2 separate regions of the Mus musculus genome follow, and region 2 is linked to region 1. The links are chromatin loops, found by intact Hi-C in ENCODE. Cell type or tissue: gastrocnemius. All regions are shown on one strand. Links, peaks and the distances in the headings refer to the core of each region. The heading gives the core; the rest is flanking DNA. Region 1 overlaps Satb1 (special AT-rich sequence binding protein 1). Region 2 overlaps Satb1 (special AT-rich sequence binding protein 1).

Region 1 (9,797 bases), core at 1,216-9,215:
TTATTTCCTACCCTCTGCCCCAATTTTCATGTTTATTCTTCAAATTCTTCCCTTTTTCTACTGGACTAGTCTTCTGCCATGAACTCTGATCTGAAAGGTAAATATTGGGTGTCCATTTGCTCCTTTAGAACGGACTGAGCAGATCAAGTGTGCCATTTGATAGGCAGCCTTCTGTCAGGGACATAGCTCCTGTCTTCCCTATCCTCCCTGCAGCCACACCCCCAAGTACCTCTGCCTTTGTTCAATCCCCTATGCTGCCTCTCTTGTCTCTGCCCTGCTCTCTTACCTCCTACCATTTAGGAAACTCTAGGTTGGAAAGCCAGCAGCAGGTCCACAGTTCTCAAAGGATGCTCTCATCCTAGCCTCACCTTTAGATAGATTAAGGGATGAAACTAGCCAGATTAGAATGCTAGTGCCCCATTTGCAATTTGCAAACTCATTCTTTGTGTGTGGAAACAAACAGGAAACCAGTGTGCTATGTATGCATTAATGTAACTGTCCATTGACGTTGCTTAAGACATAGCAGTATCTTAGGAGTGAGCTTCAATAGAACTGAATTATATAAATCTAATAAAAATTCTCTTTCCCATTCGATGACCTAAGGGTCTGATGTTGTGGGAACCATTTTATCAATGCGACTATCCCCAACACACACACACACACAAACATATTCAAAGGTACACCTCTGAAAGGCCTCTGGTTGGAAGCTGAGACACTGTGGGCTATAACCATCCTGCTAGGAGTAACTAACTGTTTAACTCTGCCCTACCTCTAAGAAACATGTTCCTTTGGGGTTAAGGAAGGAAATTATTTCACAAATGCACAGAGAGAAGGTTTTCAGTTTGCTGGGTCCTATCTAGATTAATTATAAAAATAATATGAAGCATGTGAGTGTGTATTTGAGATATGTATGTAGATGCACATTTAAGGTTGGGGGCACATCCTGTTCAGGGGTTCTTATACTGTGTTCCACTCTTCCCAAGGGGACAACGACACCCCTGATTTATTTTGTGTGACTTCTGAATGGAAGGTGGTGTTTCATTCAGCCATTCATACCAGCAACAAATCCCAGCAACATTTGTAATACAAATTGATCATCAGCAAAAAAACATCTTTATAGCATATCATGTCATGATAGAACTCTTGAAATATTGTTTTTCTTGATCATCACTAGAAATCTACTGCTTTAAATTGGAGTTTGGTGTGTTAATTTAAACATATGCCTGCATGTGTGCATGCACACACACACACACACACACACACACACACACACACACACACACCTTTTAATATATCAGAAATTTTTAATAGATTGGTTTAGTCTGGTCCATTCCCACCCCCATGTCTTGAGTTATCTATAAACCGATTATGTATATCAGTGTAATTGGTTTTCTTTGTAATTTTATGTATTTATTTCAAACATATAAAATCCTTCCTCTGAAGAGGCATCCATGGGCTTTACCCAGACTGCCAGAAGGGTCTGTGGCACCAAAGAGATGAGATCAATGATAAATTGTGTAGAGGGAACAATTACATGTTTAACATATTAGCCTAAGAATTTTTTAATTTACCTGGGAAACATTTTCTTCCAATTTGTTTATTGCTTTCTGGTGTGCTGATTTTTCAAGGGCTTGTCACTTCAAAGCATAGTAAGAGGAGGCCTGTAGTAAGTTAGTAACATCCAAAACAAACCCTAAAACTGTACCAACAAACGTGTCTCTAGCATAGATACCCACAGTGAGTACTGTACTTCATGAGCGAATGCCTTTGCTGGAGATAAAAAATGATATACTAGTTAGGCCACACTTTGAATAACAATGTAAACCTGAGGCCTGGATGCCTCTTACCTCATTGGATGAGATGTGTTAGGAAAAACAAGTCCCTATAGTACGTGTGCTCACGTGTACCCTTCCTTTGCAGAGTGGCAGTCTGAGAGATGGCCACAGTAATGACCTGCAGACAGGTAGAGTGAGTGACCCGGGAGTAGACTCATCAAGCTTTATATTTCTAAACAATATGGAACAGTGAGAGGATGCCCATAAGACAGAGCTCCTGCCAGCCTCTCCCTTGGGCATTTCTGCTTTGGCTGTGCTTAGGTGAAGAATAACAGAGGTAGCCTGCACCTAGGCTTAACCTTCCTGGTGTGGCCATTGTCACCCTGACCCACATGGTATACAGACATAGTCATGCTTTCTGTCATGGCTACTTGAGAATCACAAGATTGGATTCTCTCAAATTAGACAAACTTCTGCTAAACGTGTTTGCGTAATGGAGGAGATTATGTGGTTTTGAGACATGAGATGGCCTTATCAGCAAAGTCATATATAGGTTGGGGGCTTATAATGACCCTGACAGTTGTCCCTCTTGGGGTCTGACTCCCACGACTCATAAATTCCAGATTGCCTTCTCTTGGCTTAAAACTTCCTTGTTCTTTCTCCTAGAACATCATAGAGGAAAGATTTAAATTTTTAATTCCCTAATTCTAACTATGCATAATGGAAAGTATAGCTCATTTCTGGAGCTGTCTGCAGTACTGAAAAGGTTTATATAAATCAGTTGAAAATGTAGTGTAGAAATATTTGTTTAAAATAATCTAGTGGCACATTATCTGTGTAAGGCAACAGGCTATCCTATCAGGTAAATCACCTTAAAAAATTGCTTATTTTATGAACTTTCATTTTTTTTAATTATTTAATTATGAATTTTCATTTTTATAATTTTCCCTCTCACATATGGTATATGTCCATTAGCTTCATGCTTTTTGTAAGATTTTTCAGACTTTTCAATAGGAAAGGAGCACGGTGAAATTTTAATAATAATTAGTAAGCAACCCAGTAAAAACATCTACTTTGTAAGTCCACATGTGTTTGAGTTGAGGTTTGGGGCAAGTCAGGTTTCCTAGGTTTCCCTTTTAAAGAGCATTACACACATCTGCCTTAGGGCCCTTTGTTGATGCTCTGCCTCTGTGAGCCTAGGAAGCCAAATTCAGCTCAAATTTTATTTAAATAAAGCATCTTCCCTCTGAGTTGACACTGCTGGACTTTGCAGCCATATGCGAGACCCCAGGAATAACAGGGATGTGCATTGTCTTTTACCGTTGCCCAGGTTGGGCCATTTTTATAACTTCACCTCACAGCTTACTGGCTCTTCCCTGTGTTGTGGCGAGTCCTCTCGCAAGTTTTTACACTCACCAAAGTGTGAGCCTTGGGATAGTTCCAGGTCCCTTGAGAAGAGTGCAGAGAAGAGTTTGCTACTCACAGGGCTATGTGTGTTCACATCTATTTGGGCTAAATGTAGCTCAGTGGGGCTGGGGGGTGGGCTGGAATAGAGAAGCAAAGTCAGGGATTAAATTAATCCGGGTTTAAGACCCAGAGCGCAAGTAGGTGTTGAAGAAATACAAGAGGCCTTCCTGAGGCCGAGAACTGACAGGAACTCACGTTGGTTATGGAGGAGACAGACAAGAAAAATTAGATTTTTAATTAAAGCCATTTGCTCTGCATATTTTTATTACATCGTCACTACAGAAAAATCAGAAAATACAAGCATAAGGAAGAACATAAAAATATCCATAATCTCAATCACCTAGAGATATTCTGATTTAATATCCTGATTTAGGCTCTTTATCTACACAGGCATGTACTTGTATGCATATGTGTGGATAGATGTATATGTGTGTGTTGTGTCCATTTGCATATTGTAGCAGCCATCAATTTTCTATCAGTGAATTTAGGTTACTTCCAACTTTTTGCTGTCACAAATGATGTGAATGTCAACACTATTGCAAAGAATGTTATGTAGCTTTGTGTCTTAGCTTTGGAATAAACATTGGAAAGTGATGTTACTGGTGCAGAAAAGGCATTTATTTGTCTTTTAAGGATCATTGCCGGACATTTTTACCATCTGCATTTTCACCTTTCAAAAAGAGTGTCTGTTTTATACTTCAGCATCCCAGCCTTTGGGTAGAGTTGGTAGTAGAGCTGTAAACTGAGCTATGTTGTTTCGGATGTAACTGGGTGTGTGTGTGTGGGGGGGGGGGGGGCGGGGAATCTGGTAACCCAGCTATGCTCTTTGGCCATCTTAATGTGTTCCAGTCCCTATGAGATGATGCACATTTGATAGTGTCAGCAACAATATATAACAGTAATAGTTGGAATGTTACTGAGTACTGAGTCCCTTCCCTACGTGTTCTGTTTTTATTCTCGGCGTATTGAATTGGGTGATAAAACTAGACTTCCTTTTGCAAAGGAGATATTTGAGGGCTGAGGAAGTTAAGAAATGTGCCCAAGGTTTCTCACCAGCTTCCTAGCAGACCTCAGAAGCATAGCATGTAGAAGGTAAAAGATTACAGAGCTAAGTCATTTTCTTAAGCCAATGTGGTAAGGGCCCTGGGAAGTTTCATCTATTCCGAAGCAACCACATTGCTTATTTTCTCCCCAGAACTTTGCTGATTCATTTTGGGCTCCCCAAAACCCCATTATTCTGCTTAACCCCTTCAATATGGCCCATTCATTAAAGCCCCACCAGCATCACTCTCATCAGGGAAGTCCTTCAGTTTTTTCTCCCCTCCCTCCCCCGATTGCTTTTGTCCTCTGTCCTTTGTCCTGCTTGGTATCTGCCCCTTGTTCACCTTTGTCACAGCTGCTTTCAACTAATAGTTTTGCATAGCGTACCTTTCCAGGTGGACAGTGTAGTGTCTAGATGCTTTTACTTAACTTTGCTCTATCCAGTCATCTCAGATCAGGCATCAGACTGAATGTACTCTGTTTCCGTTGTACCAGCCACTGGGAGATTAATACCATTGCTATCTGTTGTTTGTAGAGGAGGCGTCTTCACAGGGGCTGAGAGAGGAGATTTGCTCAGATTAGTTTTGATGCTTTCCTGTCCACTGTGTGCTCCTCATTGGTCTACTGAGGTGCTTGATGGAGGCTTGACGGAGAAGTAGTATTTAGAGGGGGGTAAAAAGCCTTTCTTCTAGAGTAAAATAAATAGAAAACAGAGCATGAGACTTTGTGGGCGGGCCGTAGATACTAATTAGTCCAACCGAGTGTGAGGGGTGTGACCAGGCATAGGACTGAATGCAAGCCTCTGGGGCCCTGAGCTTTGCTCTCGTGTTGAGGTCTCTAGAGGTCACATTGAACCATAGGACTGCATGGACAGGCAAAAGGTGGATGAGGGGTGTGGAGGTTTTCATCCTGCAGCCTCATTCCCAAAAGCCTTCCCACGGTGGTGAAGAAGATTCAAGAAAGCTAAATCTGCCTGGTCCGTTAACCTGTCTAGAAGTTTTCAGAGCCCGTCGACATGCCCAGTCTGCAACCATAGGCCCCACGTGACCAAGGATAGCTGCCTAGAGCACAGCATAGATGTCATCAACTCATTTAAAACTCCAGGGGTTTTTTGTTTTTTTTTTGGGGGGGGGGGGGTTGGGGGTTTTGTTTTTGTTTTTGTTGTTTTTTTTTTTTTTTTTATTTTTTATCTTGGGTGTGGGTAACTCATTTGGGGTTTTCAGGTGTGAACATTATAAATGACATCACAGTATCTTAACAGGAGGGCAAACCTGCAAGTCCACAAACTGAGTTAAGAATCACATTAATTTGCTTTTTGTCGGACCCCATTAGTTCTAGGTGGTGGTGCTGATATTCCTTACTGATAAAAGCCGTTATCACCACTGGTCCGATTCTCCCCTAAGTCAAGAGAGGAAAAGTTTCCCACTGGAAGTAATTGAAAGAATTTGGTGCCTCTAAGAATAAGTTCAAGGAGGACGTGTCCCAATTTGAAGAAGCCAGTGGTAGGCAGTTCTTAGTGCTGGTAGGAGAGGCTAAAATTAATGAGAATTTATGGCACAAACCGCAGGGGTACTCTGCATTTTTGAGATATCCTTTATAAAAAATAAGAATGAAAATTTAAGAGTTGAAGGCCAGGTGTCAAAATAGTAAAGAGAGGCTAAATTATTCTGCTAAAACGTACGGACTATCATCAAAAATGTTGTCAGAGTGTGTGTGTGTGTGTGTGTGTGCGTGTGCGTGTTTCTGGGGGCAGGTAAGATGGTTTTTCCGAGTCCACATTCACATGTCAGACATATAAGCAAGATTTTTGTCTTCTCTTAATTTGGAGTATATGTAAAAATCAAAGGTTTATGACAGGCATTTTTCCAAATCTGCTGTTTTAAAAATAAAGTCCAAGCTTTGTTTAGAAATCTTGTATTTCTGCCCAGTAAGGTTGTCTTCTAGGGCAGTGGTCCCAAGCCTTCCTGATGCTGTGACCCTTTAATACAGTTCCTCATGTTGTGGTGACCCCCAACCATGAAATTAATGTTGTTACTATTTCATAACTATATCTGTGTTTTCCAGTCGTTTTAAGCAACCCCTGTGAAAGGGATGTTCGACCCTCAAAGGGCTCACAGCCCCGAGGTTGAGAACTGCTGTTTGAGATATTTTAGTGGATTGTTTAGAATTTCATTTTTTTGTCTTAATTCTTCCTCTTTCACCTTCTCGAGTTCTCTCTTCTGGGAATACCTTTAATTTAGGAGAGTTCCTTACAGAGCGGCCATTTGTCTTTCCTCTTGCCAAGTTGTCTTACTATGACGTGAACAATGCGTACCACCATGCTCACACCTTGTGTGCCAGTGACCTAGAGAGGTTGAGGAAGAGACTGGAATAAAAACAGACAGCTCAAAGCAAACATTACTTTTTAAAATTATTATTATTATCTGATTACGTTGCAAGCAAAATTGAAAAGTAAAGATGGCTTGCAGTGACGGAGCACGCTCCCAGCCTCAGCACCCTCCAGAAGGCTCTTCGTAGGCATTTGTAAATGCTATGTTTTATGCTAATGATAGCTCTCCTGAAGCTGTGCTGGACCTGCTTAACCTCCTAGTAACAAAGGGGCACATGAGAAACTTCTAGACAGTCAGTTTATGGCCTATCATTACCCCAATATAGAAACCCACAGATTTTTTGGCTAAGATATTATGTCCCTTAAATAAACTAGAAAGTCTGGAAGGAGATCAGGACTCTCAAAAACAATAATCTCAAGCGTTTAAAAGAGCAGTCGTTTAAAATATTTTCATCACTACTTTTCCTTCTTTTTAACGAATGTATCAGCCGCCACACCTTTGAAAATGAATTATCAGACGGAGCACAGGAATATTTAAGCTGTATTTCTTAGTGAAACCCAGCTTAGAGAAGATGAACAGAACCTGCCCCTTTGAATGTGGAAATACTTTTCCTGGTACATCTCTGTTCAAATTTATCCTCCATGTTTTCTTTAATAAGCCAATGTTAACTTAGCAGGGAAGTGACTCCAGCGTCTGCTTAGACTCCCTGTGCTACATTTGATGTTGATACATGGAAAAGAGAGATAGATGAGTGCACTTCTTCTCACTATGGCTGTGGAAGAGAACGTGGGTCTTCGTTAATGTTAATGGCTGGAATCTCTCTTTAGTCCATAGAATAATCGGCTTGATCAGAAATTTCCCCTTCTAAAGAACTTCATAGCATTTAAGGTTAATATGTTAGGTAAAGAACACTACCCTAAGACAAGTGTTTTTATTACAGGACACGATGGGATCCTCTTTATTAAATTATATGATGATCTGAATTGGGAAAGAAGAAAAAGTGTGTCGCCTCATGCCCTCAACTTTAATGCCTTTAATCAAATAATGACCTTCTGCAAACTAGCTAATTTTAAGCGTTTAGAAAGATCAATACCACTTTGCCACCAAAAAATGGCCTAGATGATGAAATCTGATGTATTTAAAGTATCATTTCACCCTTTTAACCTAGTAAATAATTTAAAATGCTTTCAGTGCTGCTCTGCCATGGATTTTGCTTCTCAGGGTTCAGTGTTGGGAGTGTTTGGGGTGGATGATGGCAAGTTGGCTTGAGATGCATCCAGGCCTCACTCACACTTAGATCTGGAGTACCTCCCCCTTCCAAATACTATGTTTAAATACTACATTTGGGGTACAGTGTATATAAATCCTAAAAGATGTTAAAGTGGGCCTTTCTATAATGTTCGAGAGGTGGTTTAAAACACAGCAACCACGTGACACCTTTTGTTCCATCTTAAGCCTTTATGCTAAAGGTGACAGATTTGGTAGTTCTGACAATTAGAACCCATTTCCCCATCTTATAGGAGAACACTGATGTAAAATTACCCTTGAGTGCCAGCAGCTTTGTAAATAAAAAAAATTGCCCTCTATTAGCATGTTTGTGGGCAGATTAAAAACTGTCTTCATTTGCATAAGTAACACTTACAGATTCTTTTAAAAGTAGGAAATTATTTCCTGAATGATAAATTGCTAGCTTTATAGTTAGTTGTTGTTGAAAATGTACTCATTCAAAATGCCTAGCGTAGTTTAGTCTACAATAGTGAATTTTTTTGTTAGAAGTACTGTTTAATGGATTACGTACTCTGTTCTTGTTCCCACCACTTGCAAAACTGTAATTCATGCTTTGCACTAAAATGTTTGTATCAAATACTTTCCTATTTAGATTGATTTCTTTTAATATCATATATTACACGATATGCCCCAGAGATTGGAAGAAAATACTCCTGCAAATAACACATAAAAGATGAAGGTGATGGGGATGGATACAGACTTTAAAATGTTTTGCCTTTTAGAACTCAAATTACCATTCTATTTTTTTTTAAATGTATTTTTCCTTCTTAGGTGCGGCAGGAAAGCATGCCATTTTTCTCTCTCTTTAGAGCTCTTAGTTTTAAAATATATATGTACATAATGGTATTATATACATATGCATATTGCACTAAGTGTGCCTCCCATACACAAGGTACAAAAGTCTAATTTCCCCTTGAAAACTAGTTGTGTTAAGAACTCCCAGCTTTGTCCCAGACCAGACCTTACAAGCATCTCTGTGTATGAGAGGATTTGCAACGATTAACAAATTAATTTCTTAGGAGGCGTTAGTTCCCTGCCGCGGAATCACTGGGTACCCCTTCTGTGTTGCAAGTTAGCAATGAATTGACTTGAACTCATCACTCTAAGAAAGAACAGTATGGAAATCAGAGATTGAGTTTGGTGGAAATTAGCAGCTGAGAGATGGAGGTGCCAGGGTTTTGATTTAAATGTGGCACAACAAGATTCTGTCAGCAAAGCACATCATTAGAATATTGAGTTTGGAACTGCTAATTTTTCCTTTAAAATGAGCATACAGTCGAGTGTTTCATGGACCATAATAAATGCCATTGTGTTGTCGCCGCGCTTGTTTGGATTGTTGTCACACGGGTTTGGCAGTCACTCTGCTTTTTCTCTTTCCCATTTCTCCCCCAGTCTTACATCCTTAATAGATCCCAAACCCAAACCAGTCAAAAAAGGATGCTGCTTCCTCCTTCGTCTTCCCATTAACATCTTCTCTGCACTGCTTTCTTGCTTACCATAGCAAGGCGTTTGCAGATGGCTGTCGGTTACTATAAAGTACGTAACAATATCTCCTTGGTGGCAGATGGATTTAAGACTTTTAGTTCTCAATAAATGTAGGTTTACAATACATAACTTTACAGGATTCGTGTTGTATATAACAGGTTGAACATATTATCTCAGAATTCATCTGCATGGCATTTTCAGCTTACACAGGGTCCATGCCAGGTTTTGTTGTTGTTGTTGTTGTTGGGTTTTTTTTTTTTCCTTTTTCTTTTTTCTTTTCTTTTTTTTTTTTTAAGTAATAGGGAATTGCTGTGATTGATAGCAACAGCTCAAGGCGTGATTTTGAATAGAAACAAAGGGTTTGGAACAGAAGGTGTCAAATTAAACTTTGTCAGTTTGAAAAGTAGTAACA
Region 2 (9,797 bases), core at 599-8,598, 55 kb before region 1:
ATACTTTAAGTTGGAGTCCATCCTTTCCTTGTGCAGCTCATGGTGCTGCTGAGCCTCGTGATTACCTAATATGTTCTGTAGTATTAACTTTGATGCTGTTATGAATTCCCGCCCCCTTTTTTCTCATAAGTTGCCTCTCAAGGGTTAATTTTTTTTTTTTTTTCTGTTCAATTCCTATGTTTCAAAATTTGTCTTCTGCTCTAGGGCAAGGCAACCAGTTTTAGAAAAATCAGCTTTGCATTGTGATCCACATGCAACATAAAGAATGTTTTAAATAAGTTCATAGTCGTCACTCTGATTTTGGCTTTAGACTGCAGCTTAATACAATGGGAAAGAGTGATCTTGATAAAAAGTAGTTTTAAAAAGATGCGTTTATTGTTAATGAACCTCAAAACCAAAAACAGATGGGCCCTCGACCAAGGGTAAACCTTCAGTTGTTAGCTTGTCACCCTGGAGTACAAGGATAAGTAACTATTATTATTTCTCAAACTTTGGAATTCTTGGATTGGCATTCTTAAGGTTGCCTTAAGCCCCCAGATCGCATGCCTGTTCCCATGACTTGATCATATAGGGCAAAGTAGGATGGACTTAGCAAGAGAAAAATGTATACAGGAAAGCCATGCTAATACAAACTGGATCTCAGCTGATCCAGATCCAAAGAGTTTGCGTATGGCAATTATTTTTAAAAAGTATATAAGATACTTCAAAATACTAGCCGGTTGGAAAAAGTGATGTCATAGTCTCTGTGGCTTCCCCAAATATTACCAATACTTCAAGGCTGATGAAAGTTTATGACATAGCCCTATTTAAAACTATAATTTAGAAGTAACTTCAGTTTATTGTACCAATTGCTTTATTATGAACAGTATTCAGAATTGAACTCTAATATTTAATACAACTGAAAATTAACATTTTTCTGAAATTATTAGATGCCAACTCCCTTGCATACTAATTACTTTTTATTACTAGAGACTGTGTTTTGTCAATACTAATACTGTTAGTATTTTTTTGTGAGCTTCATATATTCAGGTTTTTTCCCTATTTAAATTACTGGCAGCATCCAGTTAGCAGTGGACACCTAAATAAAATGTTAACTCCAAAAGACAAGTTGTCTTGCTAAAAGTCCTCAGCCATTTGAAGAAGCCCTTCACACCATTAGGGGTGTGCTTAGGGGGTGTCATGATCCAGTCACATGTTTGACCAGGGGCTTGATCTTTAACAGCACAGAACTCTTGAAACTTAGATAGTAGAAAACTTTTTGCTGTCTTAGCTCATAAGCCAAGTGGCAAGCTAAAAAGCATTTGGGTGTGTGTGGGGCTCTGCTGAGGTTTCCGTCCATAACATAGATTGAAATGTATGTTAGAATGTAAGCCTCTAATGAGCTTCGTCTTTTCACTGGTAATCCTTCTGTCCTTTATTAAATGTATTATAATCAGTTTGTCATGGATTTTTAATTTTAAAACTGAGAGTACATGAGTGTAATTTTTTATTTTCTTTTTATCTTGTGATTACCCTTGTTCTGAAAGTAAGCCCATTTTCCTCCTAGTTTTAGATGAGAAATCACTTTTTAATTCATGTACATTGGTACAGATTCCATAATCTTCTGTTGATTTATATAGAAGCACAGCCTTTTAGATCATTACATAGTTGCACAGATGTGTTTGTGGAGGGAAATGTCTAGGGATGAGACGTGTATGGGGCAGGCATAACTATAGACCTCCACCCACTGATAACGTCTTCTTTTCCAGTTCTGGCAGGTGATCTGTAAGACAGTGACTGAGTATGGATCATTTGAACGAGGCAACTCAGGGGAAAGAACATTCAGAAATGTCTAACAATGTGAGTGATCCGAAGGGTCCACCCGCCAAGATTGCCCGCCTGGAGCAGAACGGGAGCCCTCTAGGAAGAGGAAGGCTTGGGAGCACAGGTGGAAAGATGCAGGGAGTGCCTTTAAAACACTCGGGCCATCTCATGAAAACCAACCTTAGGAAAGGTAAATACTCGCCAATCAAATCCTGCAAAGCTGCTTGATGTCTGCCCAAGGCCACCCTGTGTGGAGGTGTAGGGCTGGAACATGCTGGGCATATTCTCTTTCTAGGTGTCTTTCTGATGGGAAATTAAATGGCATTGTGGGCTGTGGTGTCAGTCAGGTTCTGAAAGCATGTGTGCTGGTTTTGAGTGGTGCCTCTCTCTTCCTAAGACTGGAGGCCCTGGTATATTTGGAGAGTAAAAAGTCTGAGTTCAGTGTCATGGTCTTCGTCTAGACAAGGTCCATTTGGCGACACTGCTGCAGTTATGGGTGTGCAGGTAGCTGCTGTTTGAGCTGATCCTGGGTAAGAGACTGAGCTTGTCTGAGAATCACCATAGGTTTTTCCTGAGATTACTAACTGTAAGGGGATTTTCAGGACATGGACCTGACATGAGAACAAAGATTTCTGATGTAATTTACTGTGCTTTTTATTTTTCTGAAGAGCAAAGTTATTATTTAACAGTTTGTTTTTTAAAAACAATTTGCTGATTCTGGTTTTTAATTTTGAGTATTTTTGGTAAAGGGAAAGGAAGATTTAGGCAAGTTTGTAAAGGGGAAAAATACAAACAAGTGATTTTTCTACCAATATTAAATGGATGAAGTTTTTACAACTTTGCCTGTGTTAGACATTGCTGTCCCTACAAGTCAGGTCCTGTGTGGAATACCCTGTATGCCTCACAGGGGTCTTTATTTTGTCATTGAATAACATGTAGGACTCAGATTTTTTCTGCATTTGCTAAGCAAAGAATAATAATGCCATCTTTTACTCAGCACGAATACTAAGCAGAGAAAGTTAGGAGGCCGAGGAATTTCATTGTGTTTGATGCATAACATTTATCATATTTATCATACAATCATTTATTTTTTTCCTTGGTTTGGCGAAAACAAAGAATATATTGATCCTGAAATAAACAGACACAGCACTCCGTATTGTTAGATCTTTATCTATTAAAAATGGAAAAACAGCCCTTCAGCAAATTCTTTGGCCTCTACTCATGATTACCCTATTTATTGATTGTTTGCCAAGAATGTATGCATCTTTAAGCCAGGGTAAGAGCATTAAAAATATAATTTATTATGGCTTTTCAAACAGAGTGCATTAATATTGTACTGTGTAGTGCTGAGGCTCTATAAAAAAAGACTTTCTGACGCCTGCAAACACACAAGTTCCATAAATTCCTAAATAGGAGATTTCAGCTGTCTCTGGTATTATGTGATATTTGCACAGCAAACTTTAATGCCAGGACAGTTTTAGACAAGGATTCTACAGACTTCCCTGCTCCTTATGGCTGCCGTGCTGTTTACACAGGCTCATGAACCTCCAGCAAAAGCCTCTAAGACTGCCTTCAGGTTTAAATCATGTGGTATTTTTAGCTTGCAGCAGTGACCAGTGCTCCCTGTCTAATGCAGGAAGGCTATGAAGTTGCAGTAGTTGGAAGTCTGGCCAAACACCAGCTTGAATAATCAGGCAGTCCAGCGAAGGCTCCTGTTTAACATTACTCCTAGTAACAGGAGGGCAACCGTGACAGTTCTCAAGACGATCTAGCACCGGATTTGTAATTAGATGATCCTGTTGCTACCGTATCGCAGCCACCTTTATTATCTATAAGGCACCTTTAAATTCGATCAATTAAACACAGAGTCAATCCAGGCTGTTTCAGTGGTTTGAAAAGGTTTCACTTATTTCATAGAGCAGAGGTCTGAAAAGCTATTTGACACCTCTGATTCCATGAGAGGAAAATGCAGTATACGTGATTTTGGCTTGCAAACCCCAACTCCTCAGACATCAGTAGTGAGGAGAAGGAGCTAAGAGCTAGAGTGTGGTCATCTCACTCCTCAAATGCTTTAAGAAATGCATTGCATTCAAAATTACATATCTAAGAAATACATTTTAATTCTAGGAGGGTCTGCGCTCAAAACAAACAGCAAAAAAAAAAAAAAATCAGAAGTCTTTTGGGAGGTTTTGTTTTTTTATTATTTTTTTTAATCTTATTTTTCATGTGCTTGGTTTCTGTTTGACAGGTGCTAGATAAAAATTGTGGCTAAGCTGAGAAAGCACTAAGAAAAAGGGGTTGGGTGTTTTTATTTGTTTAAGAGATTTTGCCAAAATACCTTCAAGCCAAGGAAGAAATCACCAGTTTGCATATTGCTATTTTTGCTGCGGTCTCCCCAAGTTCTCTTCTGATCCCTGACGGGTTCTCTCTCTGGTATAAAACAGCTGAATGAATGACAAGAATATTGGCAAGCTCTGCGGCTTGTGTTTCATGCCTAGCCTGCTGGTACTTCCCAACGAGTTTGTGAGCTTTTCTAAGTAAACCTAAAGGGGTTGGTTTAATTGTCAGAGCTGGAGTCTCCTGTGAATGGTTTCGCAGAGCTTAGGTGAAGACACACATGTGGAAAGATGGAGCTGTTTTATGGCCGGCTTTTGTTCAGCAGAAACCAGCAAATAGAGGATTTGTAAAGGGCCTCTCAGGCAGTAGGGAAATGTCATGCCGATCCTCAGAGCAGGGGATGGGCAGCTGACACCCTCAGAAGTTAGGGTTCTGCCAGTCCAGTACAAGTCCAGAGTATAGAGCCGACGCAGGCAGGGATACTGTGGAACTAATTGGGGATCCTGGGTGCCCTGTTAAAGTAACCCTTGTCATCATTTATGCTAAAGATGATACTCTCCTGGCAGTGTGCCACAGTACTGCTCAGATGCATCTGTTTTTAACCCTTTTCTGGAACTGTTGGAAGTCTGACAGCGTACTGCATTAATACCTTGAGTGCCACTGCAGGTGGACTCCGGCTTCTGGGCCAAATCTCCTTCCCAACAGTCCTGTGGCCTGTGTCACTGAGCTCTTGGACTGGGTGCCAACAGAGAAGCAGCAGACCCCACGCAGAGCCTGCCTCTCCTGGATCGCAGGAAGGCCAGCTTTCCTTTCACACTCTGTCATTTTTACCATATTTAACTGCAGCAGAAATTGTTAACGTTAAAGACTTATGGCTGCTGTCAATGGCTTTTTCCTGGATAGATGAAATGGGTAGTCATAGATAGAAGTATTCTGTTTTGTTTGTTCTGTACATTCAAACAGTGCCTATGAGCACCGATGTGGTTACGTTTTGTGTTTCTTTTGTGGAACCAGTTAGAGGAAATGCTGAAAACCAGGCAGAAAAATCATTGTCTAGTCAGATAATTTGGGCGCAAGCAGGTAAAGCTTGTTATTAACAGAAGTGTGTATGCAGGAAGAAGGTGGGCTCTTCGAAGACAACTGCAGTGGGTTCTGTTTGCGTAGCAGTTAAAGCAAATCAGACCAGACACTTATCTGTCTCTCGTCAGCATTACTGTTCGATCAGAAAAGTAATTCTGCGTTCACTGATTTTGGAAGATGCACTATTAAAATGAATGGCGAGGCCACGTTACCTTATGAGCAGGTACACCGTAAAGGAAGTTAAAGTCTTTCCTGTGCAACTTTTAAACAGTAAATGACTGCATGTTTGTCTGTGTGCCTGTGTCTCCCCCCAGACTGCCTGGGAAGCTCTGTGGCTCCTCTCACTGTGGTGAAGATTTAGTTTCATAGCTTAGGTCTTCCTCCCTCCAGACTGTTTCTGAAGATTGTTGGTTTTCTATATTTTCCTCTGTCTCTTTGATAGGAACCATGTTACCAGTTTTCTGCGTGGTGGAACATTATGAAAACGCCATTGAGTATGATTGCAAGGAGGAGCACGCGGAATTTGTATTGGTGAGAAAGGATATGCTTTTCAACCAGCTGATAGAGATGGCGTTGCTGTCTCTAGGCTATTCACACAGCTCTGCTGCCCAAGCCAAAGGTAAAGGATGCATTTGTGGGGCTGGGAAGTTGCTGGTCCTCCTGTTTGCCTCTCAGACAAAGCAGGGAACATTTTATTCAGAGAGCTACAGCCTGTGTTTTATGTTGGTTCCTTATAGGCTGTGGCTTTAAAAATTGGCTTAATTCAGTTTGGTTTAGTTAACACACATTTTGCTCATGTGGAATGTCGAGGTAAATTTTTTTTTTTAAATTACTTCAGCTGAATCATTAGGATGCTTATTGACCTTAATAATCTGCTCCACTGAGGACCCACAAGGAAGTGAGGAGCCTATCTGAGCAGATGGACTGTTGAGAGTCAATTTGCATTTATGACTGAATATCTAGTTCTGTTTCTTTTATTCTGTTTCTGATGGTTTTATAGGCTGTAAAGTATTTTTCAATGCTGATTCCCACTGCAATAGGGAATCTTATCTAAATCATAAAGCCATTTAGAACCGGTTCAGCTATGTCTTATTAGAACTTCCTGTAAGTTAGGACAATGTGGCCTGATGCATGGGTTTTATTGATTGGTATTTATTTCCAAAATAATAAACAACCCTATAGTCATTTACATAATTTCACAATTTGGAAAGCTAGGCTGTGAATATCTTCATTGACCTGCCTTTTTGAGGGAAAGAGAAGCATTCGAACAGAAGTAACACTATTGGCTGTGGTGGGGGCAGTGCACAAGAGCGCAGCAGTCTTTTGCTGGACCTGAGAGCCAGCACTAAGCATGTCCCCTCTCTATCTGGACTAGGGCTCATCCAGGTTGGGAAGTGGAATCCAGTTCCACTGTCGTATGTGACAGATGCCCCTGATGCCACGGTGGCAGACATGCTTCAAGATGTGTATCATGTGGTCACCCTCAAAATTCAGTTACACAGGTGAGTCCAGGCAGGGACATAGTCTCCCTCCCTACAGTGTGGACGGAAAGCTGCTTTGGCCAGCTTGCATTTTTTATTTACTCATCGTTTGAGACATGCTAATCCAAATTAATTTGGTAACTTTACCCCTTCTGTTATTTTCTCCAACTTCAATATATGACTTTAAAATTTACTTCCTCCCCCCGAAATTTATGTTTTTTTTTTCCCTGCGTGCTATCAAAAGATAGGACTTTTTACTTTTAGTCAATTAAATGATGCATTACAAGAAGGCATTTTACATAAAGTTTACTTAAGAAAAAAATATTTTTGCATATCATGAACAGTGCCATCTGTGTACATTTTGTGAAAGAATGCCTTATTCGCTTTTGCCACGATCTTATTTATTTATATATGTATTTTTTGTCATTTTAATTCGTATGAACAGAGTCATGGGAGGAAATCAGTTAATACGTTAACGCTTTTCACCGTGGCTTGTGAGAAAGCAGCACACCTTAAATTGTCTTCCCAAGTGCATCAGAGCAGGAAGGTAGAAGTAACATGAAAAAATAGCCACCACAGGCAGCTGATGTATAATTCATGCATCGATACAGCAGATGTGTTGTATAAAGTAATTAACTAATCGGAACAATCAGGAGACCGAGAGCAATCTCCAGATGCATCTGTTTGATGCGCAAAATGAAATCTGTCTGTCTTAAAGGAATGTTCTGCAGCGGGATGCAATCCTGTAATAATCCCCTTTCTAATCTCTGTCTCAAATAGTTGCCCTAAACTAGAAGACTTGCCTCCTGAACAATGGTCGCACACCACAGTAAGGAATGCTCTGAAGGACTTACTGAAAGATATGAACCAGAGTTCGTTGGCCAAGGAGTGCCCCCTTTCACAGGTACTCAGCAGAGCGTGTCATAAATAATAAGACATCATGGGCGAGCTACCACTTGAGGTCTGATGGGGATCCCTGGTTTCAAGCAACTGGTATCTGAAGCAAGAATTTGCTAAAAATGCTAAGTGATTGACCACTGGTGACCTTTGAAAATCTGCCTGGCTTATTCTGAAGCAGAGGTTTTGGTGTCCTTCCTCCCTTGGTGGGGTAGGGACTGTACCTAGGAAAAGCAGTCTGGCAGAAGACAGTGTACTCTGCCAGCTCATCCTTAGATTTACTTCTGAATACTCTGAGCCCTCTCTGAGGCGGACTCAGTGGCAGGCCCTTCTCACTTGGGTTATGGGGTGCTAGTATCAGTGTTCCTGTGCAGAGCTTCCGAACGCTGGCTGCGGAAGATCATGCTACTGTTGTAGGGTGCTTGCTCGAGTACCACAAAATGAGAAAGTGTTTGCTGAAAATAACTGTAAATTATGTATGTATGTTAATTATAAATATAAGAAATCTCTTTCCTGGAACAAAAGGTCCATAATTATTGCCCATTAGGAGTTTACAACCAATTTTGAAGAATTAGTTCACTTTTTAAAAATGGACTCCTATTCTTTTCTTCTTGAAATGAGACAGATTTATTATTGTTGAATTTCATTTTCTGGAATGAGTTTTTGGTAAAGGACTGGAAACTCTAGGTTTTTGCCAAGTTTAAAGCCAAACATTCTTTCTGATGACACAGCTGATAGTCACCATAGAGTATGGTACAGCATCATCACTCCTCGGCACCCTCACCTCTGCTGAGGACATTAAAGGTTACAGTAAAAAAATTGGAGTGCTCGTTTAAAGTTTTCTTTGAATTCAAGTTTAAAATGTAATTTTGAATATTAGTCCGCCAGTCCTTTGAACTTGCATTACTCTGCATAAGCATTTCTGGAGTGACTAGTTTTTCCTAGCTTGTCTTTATGATGCTGAAGAGCAAGTATTCATTCCATGTATGTTTTTGTGCAAGGCTCCTGAGCATTCCTGGGTACCTTAAGAGGAAGCCTTTGGACTTTACACTGCTGTTGCCCAGTAGTTCATGTGTTCAGCCTTGCTGCATTGGAGGCCTGCAGTTCTGCTTTGATCTCAGTTAGCAATTCTAAGACAGGAGCAATTCTGGATCAAGCTAAAGCCACAGACTACACAGACACTCTGTATTATTGAATGTTCATTTTCTTGAGACAAAACTTTTTTTTTTTAAATAAATTCATTTATCCCATCAGCAGCTATCTTTTCCTCATTGTTGAAATAGAGAGGATGTGAATCTATAACCAGAAAATAAAAGTAATTTGAATGAATCTACAATAGCTAAGTCAGTCTGATGGCACAGTGAAGCAGAGCAACTTACTTCTGGGACCATGTGGTGAAGACAACTCCAGAGAGCATGTTGCCTGGTTATTAGCATTTGAAAATTGGAAGGCTGACCTAGAATGAACCATGGTGTTGTTACTAAGAATTCCAAATACCCCATGCAGCAATACCCTGTACCTTCATGTGATCTACTGTCCTACTGATTTTGGAAGTCAGCTCAGGCAAAGACTAGAGGTCTATTCAATGAGCTGGACAAGAGGACCTGTATAAGTAGTTATTGTGTAGTCACATTCAGCCAGTGAGGCAATGAACTCCATATTCTTGTAGCTTGTACATTAATTATGGATTTGCTTAATGCTACCATGAGAAATGAGTTGAGCCTAGGCAGTTATCACAGTAAGCCAAATGACAAAAGGGAATCGAAGGCTTAGTCTTGGAGCTAGTGGTACGCTGGTGAATTTCTAAAGAAACATGGCCTTGCATAGCCAGAGGACCCATCACCATAGCTAAGTGACTGACCTAGGCTGGAATTGCAACCCCAGCTACAATGGCAGTCTTCCTTTTCCCAAAACTATCTCTAGAAATAATCATGCATATGTTAGCAGAAGCAGCAGGTACCTGACATTAGTATTTTGAAAAGACTGGGCTCCAAATGAAGTTATTTCATATTCTGCAACATCATCATTATTTCTCTAGAATGAGTCCATGAATTTGATATTCAGAATGTTTGCATTATTAGCGACTTCCCATTTGGTTTTGTGGTAAAGTTAGGAAAGATGAATGATAAAGGCTTCCTAAGACCTATATACCCAGAATATACATGGAGTTTGCAAAACTCTCCTTTCTCTTGTACTTGA

The links. Peaks named below come from ENCODE experiments on the same cell type or tissue, not always from the same donor. Only the 100,000 strongest peaks of a DNase experiment are listed, where the experiment ranks them.
Region 2: a loop joins it to region 1, with 6 times the contacts of the local background. A loop is called at or near these places in 2 of 42 quality-filtered maps.

Annotation. Positions count from the first base shown.
Region 1 is chr17:51,746,850-51,756,646 of GRCm38, reverse strand. All of the region lies in intron 9 of Satb1 (special AT-rich sequence binding protein 1), which reads left to right. Among named protein-coding and RNA genes, the nearest start is that of Satb1, 81 kb to the left of the region's middle. In gastrocnemius, for the core only: no CTCF peak of the experiment used is centred there; no DNase peak of the experiment used is centred there.
Region 2 is chr17:51,801,239-51,811,035 of GRCm38, reverse strand. It overlaps Satb1 (special AT-rich sequence binding protein 1), which reads left to right. Exons shown (of 11, transcript NM_009122.2): 2 at 1,749-1,993; 3 at 5,663-5,839; 4 at 6,596-6,722; 5 at 7,482-7,605. The coding sequence starts at 1,783. Among named protein-coding and RNA genes, the nearest start is that of Satb1, 27 kb to the left of the region's middle. In gastrocnemius, for the core only: no CTCF peak of the experiment used is centred there; a DNase peak (open chromatin) is centred at 4,761; H3K4me3 peaks cover 1,451 bases; H3K27ac peaks cover 3,808 bases.